3 separate regions of the Homo sapiens genome follow, and all the other regions are linked to region 1. The links are chromatin contacts, found by Hi-C or POLR2A ChIA-PET in ENCODE. All regions are on one chromosome and are shown on one strand. The core of a region is the stretch at or near the end of the contact, and the rest is flanking DNA. Distances in the headings are between cores, read along the strand shown. Region 1 overlaps KPNA6 (karyopherin subunit alpha 6). Region 2 holds the start of HDAC1 (histone deacetylase 1). Region 3 has its middle 13 kb from the start of BSDC1.

The links. A loop is a pair of places that touch in the nucleus more often than their neighbours do. ChIA-PET counts read pairs that join two places held with the same protein, here RNA polymerase II (POLR2A). Pooled maps may share reads with other maps.
Region 2: a loop to region 1 is called in a pooled map, with 2.0 times the contacts of the local background. The contact joins the promoter of HDAC1 here to the enhancer-like site in region 1. A Hi-C loop is called at or near these places in 1 of 50 pooled maps. POLR2A ChIA-PET finds 5 or more read pairs at or near these places in 5 of 52 experiments (A673, Caco-2, T-cell and 2 more).
Region 3: POLR2A ChIA-PET joins it to region 1 with 10 read pairs in GM12878. The contact joins two enhancer-like sites. A Hi-C loop is called at or near these places in 2 of 50 pooled maps. POLR2A ChIA-PET finds 5 or more read pairs at or near these places in 5 of 52 experiments (GM12878, activated CD4-positive, alpha-beta T cell, activated CD8-positive, alpha-beta memory T cell and 2 more).

The regions. Positions count from the first base shown.
Region 1 is chr1:32,149,739-32,153,319 of GRCh38, forward strand. The region is part of intron 1 of KPNA6 (karyopherin subunit alpha 6); the gene reads left to right. Among named protein-coding and RNA genes, the nearest start is that of TXLNA, 28 kb to the right of the region's middle. Within about 2 kb of position 1,919, at least 3 of the 41 ENCODE cell types and tissues checked have a DNase peak (open chromatin) inside an H3K27ac peak, as active enhancers do; they include A673, where a contact is called at or near this core.
Region 2 is chr1:32,290,581-32,294,126 of GRCh38, forward strand. It overlaps HDAC1 (histone deacetylase 1), which reads left to right and starts at 1,503. Exons shown (of 14, transcript NM_004964.3): 1 at 1,503-1,638. The coding sequence starts at 1,590. RefSeq lists a silencer at 1,217-1,626 and enhancers at 2,237-2,296, 2,368-2,942.
Region 3 is chr1:32,405,418-32,409,062 of GRCh38, forward strand. No RefSeq gene overlaps it. Among named protein-coding and RNA genes, the nearest start is that of BSDC1, 13 kb to the left of the region's middle. RefSeq lists an enhancer at 709-788. Within about 2 kb of position 1,499, at least 2 of the 41 ENCODE cell types and tissues checked have a DNase peak (open chromatin) inside an H3K27ac peak, as active enhancers do.

The DNA of each region.
Region 1 (3,581 bases), core at 669-3,168:
GCAGGTCAGCTAGAGAAAAAGTCTCTCAGCTTTTATCTGAAAAAGTCTTTATTAATATTATTTTTAATTTAGCCCATGACCTGCTGAATTGCTTTCATTTCAAAAAGTATCTTTGTTGGATATAAAATTCTAGTTTACCAGCTTTTTGTTTTTTCCAGAACATTAAAAATGTTTTGTTGTTTTCTGACTTACGGTTTCTGACAAGAAGCTAGGCCATTCTTATCTTTGGTCTTAATAGGTCTTTATCTGGCTGCTTTTAAGATTTTATCTATCGCTGCTTTTCAAGATTTTGGTTGTGATGTGTCTTGTGATTTTCTTTGTTTTTATCTTGCTTAAGGATTAGCATAGCTTTTAGGGTTAATGGGATTAGATCTGGAAAATTTTTAGTCTTTTTTTTTTTTTTTTTTTTTTTGAGACAGGGTCTTACTCTATTGCCCAGGCTGTAGTGCAGTAGCATGATCTTGGCTCACTGCAACCTCCGCCTCCCGGGTTCAAGTGATTCTCCTTCCTCAGCCTCCCGAGTAGCTGGGATTACAGGCACCAGCTACCACGCCTGGCTAATTTTTATATTTTTAGTAGAGACAGGCTTTCACCATATTGGCCAGGCTGGTCTGGAACTCCTGGCCTCAAGTGATCCATCTGCCTCGGCCTCCCAACGTGTTGGGATTACAGGCTTGAGCCACCATGCCCTGCCAATTTTTAGTCTTTGCTTGTAAATGTTTTTCTGTCTGCCTCTCAATTTTTTTCCCCTGTGAATCCAGTTACTAATATATGAGAGCACTTGAAACCATCCTACTATCTACTGAAGTGTCATTTCTGGATCTAACTTTTGACTGATTTTTCTCCTATGGGTCACAATTTTTCTGCTGCTTAGCATGTATAGTACTTTTTGTTGTTTGTTCATTTGGAGACAGAGTCTCCCTCTGTCACCAGGCTGGAGTGCAGTAGCATGATCTCTGCTCACTGCAACTTCCACCTCCCTGGTTCAAGTGATTCTCCTGCCTCAGCCTCCCGAGTAGCTGGGACTACAGGTGCGTGCCACCAAGCTCAGCTAATTTTTGTATTTTTAGTAGAAACGAGGTTTCACCATGTTGGCCAGGATGGTCTCAATCTCTTGACCTCGTGGTCCGCCCACCTCGGCCTCCCAAAGTGCTGGGATTACAGCCGTGAGCCACCACGCCCCGGCTGTTTTTGTTTTTTAGAGACAGGGTCTCACTCTGTTGCCCAGGCTGGAGTACAGCGGTGCAGTCATAGCTCACTGCAGCCTTGAAGAACTCCTAGGTTCTTCAAGCTATCCTCCCACCTCAGCCTTCCAAAGTGCTGAGATTTATAGGCATGAGCCACCATGCCTGGCTCTGGCCCATAATTTTTAATTGGATTCCAAGCATTGTGAATTTTGTTTTTAGTGTCTGGATTTTGTTGTCTTTTTTTTAAAGGATGTAGGGCGTTTTATAGGTGTTCTGTTTTAGCAGTGTAAGGCTCGTTTTTAAGCTTCATGAGTAGCCTTTTCTGGGAATAGTTTAATCCCACTACTAAGCCATAGCCCTTCTTAGGGTCTCTACTATGCCCTAAGTGATCAGGGAGAAATCCCCATTCAGATTTGTCTAAAGTCTCTCAGCCCTGTGCGAGCTCTGGGAACTGCTGAGCTTACATACAGCTTCTCAGTTGCCCTTTGTGTGACTCATGGAGCTTCACCCAGCATGTATGCATCCTTAGTCTTCAGCAAAGATTTAGGGAACCCCAAACAGATTTCCCAATTTTTTTTTTCTGCCTATTTCTCTCCTCGCTGGAATGCTGTCTCAGTGTTTTCAGCCACCTCAGTCTCACTGAAGTCTCTAGTCTCTCCTCCACTGGTGAGATTTCCGTGGTGCTGTTTGGGACCCCTCTTCTGCTATAGAATGTGCCTCTGGGCAGAAAGCCAAGGAGACAAGTAGAGCTCACTTAATTCGTTTCCCTCTTGGAGAATCACAATTCTGCATTGCTGTTGCCCGATGTCTGAAACAGTTTATAGCAACAGGGGAAATCCTATCCCTCTTATTCCATCATGGCTGGAAGTGGAAGTGATAACTATATTAATATCCAACAAAAGAAAAAGGGCAACAAAGGGCATTGTTAAGGAATAATTTGGCTCACTTTATAACAAACTTCTATTCACAGTCAAGATACAACAGTTCTAAATTTGTATGCTTCTAATGAAATAGTATTAAAATACATAAAGCAAAATTAAACTACGGGGTAAAATGGCTACATTCACTATCAATAAGGAAAACATTAGTGAAGTGAAACATTAATAGAAGATTTGAACAACATGATGGGCATGGTGGCTCATGCCTATAATCCCAGCACTTTGGGAGGCTGAGGCAGGGGGATTGTTGAGGACAGGAGTTCAAGACCAGCCTAGACGATATAGTGAGACCCCCATCTCTACAAAAAAAACGTAAAGATTAGCCACTCATGGTAGTACGAGCCTGTAGTCCCAGCTACTCAGGCTAAGGCAAGAGAATTGTTTTAGCCCTGGAAGTTGAGGCTGTGGTGAGCTGTGATCGTGCACTGCACTCCAGCCTAGGCAATAGAGGGAGGCCCTATCTCAAAAAATAATGAATAAATAAAGAACAACATGATGACAACTTAATTTAATGGACATGATATTCAGAAAGCCATGCACAATAATTTAAGAATACAGATTCTTCTCAAGCACACATGGGACACTTATGTAAATTGAATAAATCAAAAGTAATTAGATATTTAGGACTGAATTACAATACAAATATTAATTTGAAGGAAATTTATAAGCCTTAGAAAGGTAATATAGAAGTATAGTGTGGGGCCAGGCACGGTGGCTCACACCTGTAATCCCAGCACTTTGGGAGGCCGAGGCAGGTGGATCACGAGGTCAAGAGATCAAGACCATCCTGGCTAACATGGTGAAACCCCATCTCTACTAAAAATAGAAAAAATTAGCCAGACGTGGTGGCGGGCGCCTGTAGTCCCAGCTACTCGGGAGGCTGAGGCAGGAAAATGGCGTGAACCCAGGAGGCGGAGCTTGCAGTGAGCCGAGATGGCGCCATTGCACTCCAGCCTGGGCAACAGAGGGAGACTCTGTCTAAAAAAAATAAAAATAAAAATAAAAAAAATTAGCCCTGCGTGCACACCTGCAATCCCAGCTGCTTGGGAGGCTGAGGCAGGAGAATCACATGAACCCAGGAGGCGGAGGGTTGCAGTGAGCCAAGATCGCGCCACTGCACTCCAGCCTGGGTGACAGAGTGAGACTCCATCTCAAAAAAAAAAAAAAAAAAAAAAGTATAGTGTGAACATTTAATTACTTAGATATACAACTTAAATTAGAAAAAATGTAGAAAGGGGATAGAAATCATATAGTAGAGAAGACTCAATGAAGCTAAAACTTGGATCTTGCAAAAGACTAAAATAAAAATAGTCAAGTCTCTGGTAAAGGTTCTCAGGAACAAAAGAGGGCACAAATAAGACAATATTAAGGATGAAGAAAGTACACAGTCACAGATAACTGATTTAAAAGAACGTGAACAGGCCAGGCGCAGTGGCTCATGCCTGTAATCCCAGCA
Region 2 (3,546 bases), core at 253-2,752, 140 kb after region 1:
AATGGTAGAGTTGGGGGCAATTTTACACTCCCTTACACCCCACTAATCTTCCCCCCAACCCAATGGTAAAGCTATTGCACAGTACTTGGCAATGTCTAGAGACAATTTTGGTTGTCACAGCCTGGGGGGAAGGTGCTACTGGCATCTAGTGGGTAGAGGCTAAGGATGCTGCTTAATTTTTTTTTTTTTTGAGACAAGAGTTTCACTCTAGTTGCCCAGGCACAGAACAGCTTCACAGAAGCTGTTAATGCACAGAATAGCTTCCTACAAAAAAGCATTACCTGGCCCAAAATGTCATTAGCTACCAGGCTGAGAAACCTGCCCTCCTAGGCCGGGCGCTGTGGCTCACGCCCGTAATCTCAGCATATTGGGAGGCCGAGGTGGGCGGATCCTGAGGTCAGGAGTTCGAGACCACCTGGACCAACACGGAGAAACCCAGTCTCTACCAAAAATACAAAATTAGCCGGGCATGGTGGCACATGCTTGTAATCCCAGCTACTCGGGAGGCTGAGGCAGGAGAACCGCTTGAACACAGAGGCAGAGATTGTGGTGAGCCGAGATCACACCATTGCACTCCAGCCTGGGCAACTAGAGCGAAACTCTTGTCTCAAAAAAAAAAAAAAAAAAAAAAACAGGGAAAGAAAAGAAAGGAAACCTGCCCTCCTATCATAGGATAATCCCATTTCCTCCTGTCTAAAGAGACGCCTACTTAGTCATCCTGGGTGACTGCATCAGGGAGGTAGATTTTGGAGTCTGAAAGGCTGGGTTCTGTCACTTTGTTACAGTGCCTCTGGTGCAAAGAAAGCATTTTAAAAACCCTGTACAATTAAAAAATTGAATTTAATTACTTTGTGTAACTTTGAATAATTCACAGAAGTCTGAACTTCTTTATCCTGTCCTGTAAAATGGAGGTAAAAAGCCCTTGGCCGAGAGCTGTTTTGAGGAAAAACTGAAATAACATTGGTAAAGTGTCGCACAGTACTTGGCACACAGCAGCCCCTCGACAAACATTAGCTTTCTTTCCCTTTCTTGTCGGTTTCTTCCTCTCCAAACCCGCGTGTTGCTTTTCTTTTTAATTATTTTTCTGTAGCCCTCCTTTGCGGCCACAAACTCGCTTTCTAACCCAGGTTCAGCCCTTTTATTGGCTGAGTGACCTTGTGCAAGTCACTTTTCCCCTGTAGGCCTCGGTTTATTCTCCGTAAAATCAGAAAGTTGGCCTCCGATCTCCAAGCACGCTTTTCACGACGAAGTGGGACTGTTAAGTTTACAGAGCTGCTTTCCTCCCCCGGGACTGATGGTACGGTCCCCGGGCGGCTCCCCACCCATCTGTCGCAGACCTTGGTACAGGCCCAGGGGGCCCTCGGCGGCCTCTCCGGGCTGCCCTTGCCCCCTGCCGAGTTCCGGGCCCGTGTCTGCGCAAGCTGATTGGCTGGAGCGGTGCCCGGGCTGCGCGGCTATAGGTGAGCCCAGGAGGGGACGGGCGGGGCGGGCCGGAGGCCCGCCCCCTCCCCCCTGGGTCGGACGCTGAGCGGAGCCGCGGGCGGGAGGGCGGACGGACCGACTGACGGTAGGGACGGGAGGCGAGCAAGATGGCGCAGACGCAGGGCACCCGGAGGAAAGTCTGTTACTACTACGACGGTGAGCACCGTCCTCGCGGCGGGGGCGGGGCCAGGCCGGGCCGGACCGGGAACCTGGAGGCTGAGGCTGGAGCGCCGATGGGAGGCTGCGGGAGGCTGAGGCGCTGGGGAGAGGCTCGGAGAGGAGGCTGCGAGGGGGAAGTCGAGGCTGAGGGAGGAGGCTGCGAGGAAGGGAGATCGAGGCTGAGACCAAGAGGGGATCGCGTGGGGGAAGCGTGAGGTAATCTTGATGGGAAGATTCTGAGGAAGTCTGATGTGGAGAGTTTGAGTGGGACTCCTAGAGGGGAGGGTGCGTCGGAGCGGGGAGGCTGAATCTGATGGAGACGGCTGCAAGGATACATTTTCTTGCCGAGAACCCAAAGCTCTTCCCTGCCCCGTCCCTTCCTCATCTTTTCTGGGGGAAGAGTCCTGCACGACTGGTTGCCCGCCTCCCCTCCCCCAGCCTCTGAGCGGGGCCTGCGGTTGCTACTGCGACGTGGGGCGCCAGGGGTTGCAAGGAGAAGGATGCAACCTGTTAAAACAGACTTCTCACTTAATCTCTCAAGCAGGTTACTGTGTTCGAGGAAGTGTTGAGGGGCTGGGGCCGTGGGGTTGATCGGGTCACCCTTCCCAGTGACCGAAGTTCTCTCCGTGTCAGAGCTCAGAGTGTTAGGGGAGCACAGAGAAGAGGCACCGAACTCCACCTGAGGAGTCAGCGAAGGAGGGGACATCTTAGTTAGGACCTGAAGAACAGGAGTTCTTAGCCAGGCACAGGGAAGGCAAAGATAACAGCAAGTTTCAGAGGCAAGAGAGAGGACAGGACCTTTGAAAAACAGGCATTTGGCCGGGCGTGGTGGCTCACGCCTGTAATCCCAGCACTTTGGGAGGCCGAGGCTGGTGGATCACCTGAGGTCAGGAGTTCGAGACCAGCCTGGCCAACATGGTGAAACCCCGTCTCTACTAAAAATACAAAATTAGCCGCGCATGGTGGTGTGCGCCTGTAATCCCAGCTACTCTGGAGCCTAAGGCAGGAGAATCCCTTAGAACCCGGGAGGCAGAGGTTGCAGTGAGCTGAGATCGTGCCACTGCACTCCAGCTTGGACAACAGAGCGAGGCTCTGTCTTAAAAAAAAAAAAAAAAAAAGATGTAAATAGGGACCGGACCATGAAGGGCTGGGCATGCTGTCCCAAGGAAGTTGGACTTTATTGAGGGCACTTGTGAGTGATTCAAGTTTTATGCAGGTTATTGACATCATCAGGTTTATACCTTAGAAATTAAAGTAATGGGGGCCAGGTGCAGTGGCTCACACCTCTCTAATCCCAGTACTTTGGGAGGCTGAGGCAGGCAGATCACTCGGGGCCAGGAGTTCAGGACCAGCCTGGCCAACACGGTGAAACCCCATCTCTACTAAAAATACAAAATTTAGGCTGGGCACGGTGGCTCACGCCTGTAATCCCGGCACTTTGGGAGGCTGAGGCGGGCGGATCATGAGGTCAGGAGTTCAAGACCAGCCTGACCAACATGGTGAAACCCTGTCTCTACTAAAAATACAAAAATTACCCGGGTGTGGTGGTGCGCACCTGTAATCCCAGCTACTCAGGAGGCTGAGGCAGGAGAGTCGCTTGAACCCAGGAGGCAGAGGTTGCAGTGAGCCAAGATTGCACCGCTGCACTCCAGCCTGGGCAACAGGGTGAGACTCCATCTCAAAAAAAAAAAAAAAAATTAGCGAGGTGTGGTGGCACATGCCTGTAGTCCCAGCTACTCAGGAGGCTGAGGTGCGAGAGTTGTTTGAACCTGGGAGGCAGAGGTTGCAGTGGGCTGAGATCTCACCACTGCACTCCGTCCTGGGCAACAGAGCGAGACTTCGTCTCAAAAAAAAAAAAAACAAAAAAATTCAGATTGTAGGGGTAAGGAAGAAGGCATGGATCCC
Region 3 (3,645 bases), core at 249-2,748, 260 kb after region 1:
TTGGGAGGCCGAGGTGGGCGGATCGCGAGGTCAGGAGATCGAGACCATCCCGGCTAAAACGGTGAAACCCCGTCTCTACTAAAAATACAAAAAAATTAGCCGGGCGTAGTGGCGGGCGCCTATAGTCCCAGCTACTTGGGAGGCTGAGGCAGGAGAATGGCGTGAACCCGGGAGGCGGAGCTTGCAGTGAGCCGAGATCCCGCCACTGCACTCCAGCCTGGGCGACAGAGCGAGACTCCGTCTCAAAAAAAAAAAAAAAAAATTCTAGAAAATATCTTGATTTTTTTTTTTTTTTTGGCCTGTCTGTTCAGTGGCAGGAGATACTCAAAAAGGTTGAGTGGCAATTTCAACTTCCAATTTGTTGAAAATTTGTGTCACGTGATGGAGGCATTTCTCTCTTAGACACTAAAAGCTTTTAACATACCTCCCCTCCCTACAGTCATAGAGTCAAGAAGCAAATAACTTATGAGTGAGTCAAAAAGTTTCACTGTGGGCTGGGCTCAGTGGCTCACACCTGTAATCGCAGCACTTTGGGAGGCTGAGGCAGATGGATCGCTTGAGGCCAGGAGTTTGAGACTAGCCTGGGCAACATGGCAAAACCTTGTCTCTAAAAAATACCAAAAAAAAGTTAGCCAGGCATAGTGGCTCACACCTGTGGTGCTAGCTGAGGCAGGAGAATCAGTTGAGCCCGGGAAGTGAAGGTTGCAGTGAGCCAAGATTGCACCACTGCACTCTACCCTGGGTGACAGAGGGAGACCCTGTCTCCAAAAAAAAAAAAAAGTCTAAGTGTGAAAGAAACCACTCCTACACACAGCTCTTGGTTTCTGAACTATGTATCTGGCTAAGGAAGAAATGGTACACTGGTTCAGAGCATATACTGCATCCTTTTAACAGTGCTGTATCTCACAGGGTGCTATCTAACAGCTGGTAGATTACCTGGACCTTCAGTAGGTTTTGCCACCACTCTAGAAGGCTGGCTGATGGAGCTCAGGTTAGTGAATCCTCTGGTGTCTGCTCACTCTCACTTCTTTTCTTGTGAAGTGAATTTCATGGTCAGAAACAATATTGTGTGGGACACTAAGACTGTGTATTAAGTCCATAGATGGAGGTTCTGAGAGAAGAATGAGAAGCAGGGAAAGGAAATTCAAACCCAGAGTAAGCACTGTCACCGGTGAGACAAATTGTTCCTTCTTCACAAGGGACATGGTCCTATGTAATTGATCTGCCACCAGATAGTTGGTTTGTTCCCTCAAGGTATGACATCACATCAAGAGTCCAGGACTGTTTGCTCCTGTAGGCAAACAGGGCATCAGTAGGTCAGTAGTGGTGGTTGCCAGGACGGCCTTGGACAGGGATGTCCCTGTTCTTGGGCCTATGCATAATTTCCACTCCTGTCACTATCGTCCTTTGTCCATGAACCCATTGAACAAGAACTGGACTGGCTGGTGGAAAAGGCCATCTAGTTAATATCCACAGAACAGATCTGCTGATTAGTGAAAGCTTCCTGCACAGCGGGGGCCCATGGTGAGCAATCATTTGGCACACCTGCTGTCTCATGATCTGTGACCATTCCAGGAAATCCACCTTTCCCAAACCTCTTTGTCATTAACTTGCAATCTTTTAAGATGCTGAGCTACTCACACTATTTGTCATTGGCTCGTGAACTGGTATAGATCCTGACCTCAGGCCATTTTTCCTACCAGGCAAAGTGGACAATGAAATGCACTGCTTACAGTTCTGCCTATTGAGGAATTTCCTTCTCCAGCATCCTTTGGGGCCATATAACCATTTTCATAAAACTGTTTCTTGCTCTTTCAGAATCTGCCATCTGAAAACCAGGCTCTCATATAATTTTTTCTTTACAGTGGAGCCTTGTCACAATCATTTACATAGTCATGAATATTCTAATGGCTGGGTCTATTTCAGCGGGTCTATCCTTGTTTCTCTCTCCCAAACTTTTTTTGTTGTTGTTGAGACAGGATCTCACTCTGTTGCCCAGGCTGGAGTGCAGAGGTGTCATCTCTGCTCACTGCAACCTCCACCTCCCAGGTTCAAGTGATTTTTGTGCTCCCACATCCTGAGTAGCTGGAATTACAGGCGTGACCACCAAGCCTGGCTAATTTTTGTGTTTTTTGGTAGACACAAAGGTTTCGCCATGTTGGCCAGGCTGGTCTAGAATTCCTGACCTCAAGTGATCTGCCTGCCTCGGCCTCCCAAAATGCTGGGATTACAGGCATGAGCCACCGTGCCCATCCTCTCCTAAACTTTTTATTCTCTCATCTTGCTTCCTTCAGTAACCATGGCCTGTGATTCAATGTTGATTCTGATTTCAAGACATCTCTGCCTCGAGACAGTGGAAAACCACATGCCTTGCTCCAACTGCCACCAAGAAGAGTTCCTTTCTCTGCTATCCTTCAGAGTGACCTTGCTCAGGCCATGACAGTCCATTTCTGGCTCATACCAGCACATTGTACAGAGCCATGCATAACAGTTCACACTCGTTTCCTCCCATGTCGCCTGGGTTGGAGTCTCTGGAGCAGTGTGCAGGAATGGGTACTGGGAGTAAGAACAGCCTGCTCATTGCACCTTCAGGGCTGTTTAGGCCACATTCTCTATGGGCCACTTTCACTTGAGAATTACTGAGTATTGGCGATCAGAAAACACCCAATTCATGATGGGCAGCTCAGGTTGCAACGTCACCTAGTGCTCTATGGTCAAGCATTCAGCCTACTAGAACTATTAGGAAAATCCTAGTAGCTACTACTAGGGCAAGGATGTCATCGAAGAGTACTTCAAATGCGATAATGAACAAATAAAACTTTGGTTCATGTTCTTTAAAAAAAAAAAAGTAGCTACTAGCTACGAGTAGCTACTACTACTAAAACTCAGGAGCTATTTCTCAAAAGAAAAATACTCAGTATGAATGAGGAACGGCTAACAGCTTTGCCTCCAAACTTTGAGGGCCTCTATGGTGATCCCTCTACCAATGTTTGCAATAGGCTCAGTATGGCATCATTTCCCTCAGACGCTTTTTTTTTTTTTTTGAGGCAGAGTTTCACTCTTAGTTGCCCAGGCTGGAGTGCAATGGCACGATCTCGGCTCACTGCACCTTCCGCCTCCCAGGTTCAAGCAATTCTCCTGCCTCAGCCCCCTGAGTAGCTGGGATTACAGGCACCCGCCACCATGCCCAGCTAATTTTGTATTTTTAATAGAGATGGGGTTTCTCCATCTTGGTCAGGCTGGTCTTGAATTCCTGACCTCAGGTGATCCATCTGCCTCGGCCTCCTAAAGTGCTGGGATTACAGGTGTAAGCCACCGCACCTGGCCTTCCCTCAGACACTTTGACTGTGGATCTGTTCAGCTGTCAGGGCCAAATTGCTGAGCCTGGACCAGTTGGAGAGGCATCCTCTCTAACTCTGTGCCTTACTCAAACCTGGAGACTGGCAAATAGTTAGAAGGAGTTGGCTGGGTGCGGTGGCTCATGCCTATAATTCCAGCACTTTGGGAAGCCACGGCGGGCTGATTGCTTGAGGCCAAGAGTTCAAGACCAGCCTGGCCAACATGGCAAAACCATGTCTTTGCTAAAAATAAAAGTAAAAAAATTATTAAAAAAAAAAAAAGAAGTAGTGTACCTAGTAATGTTTG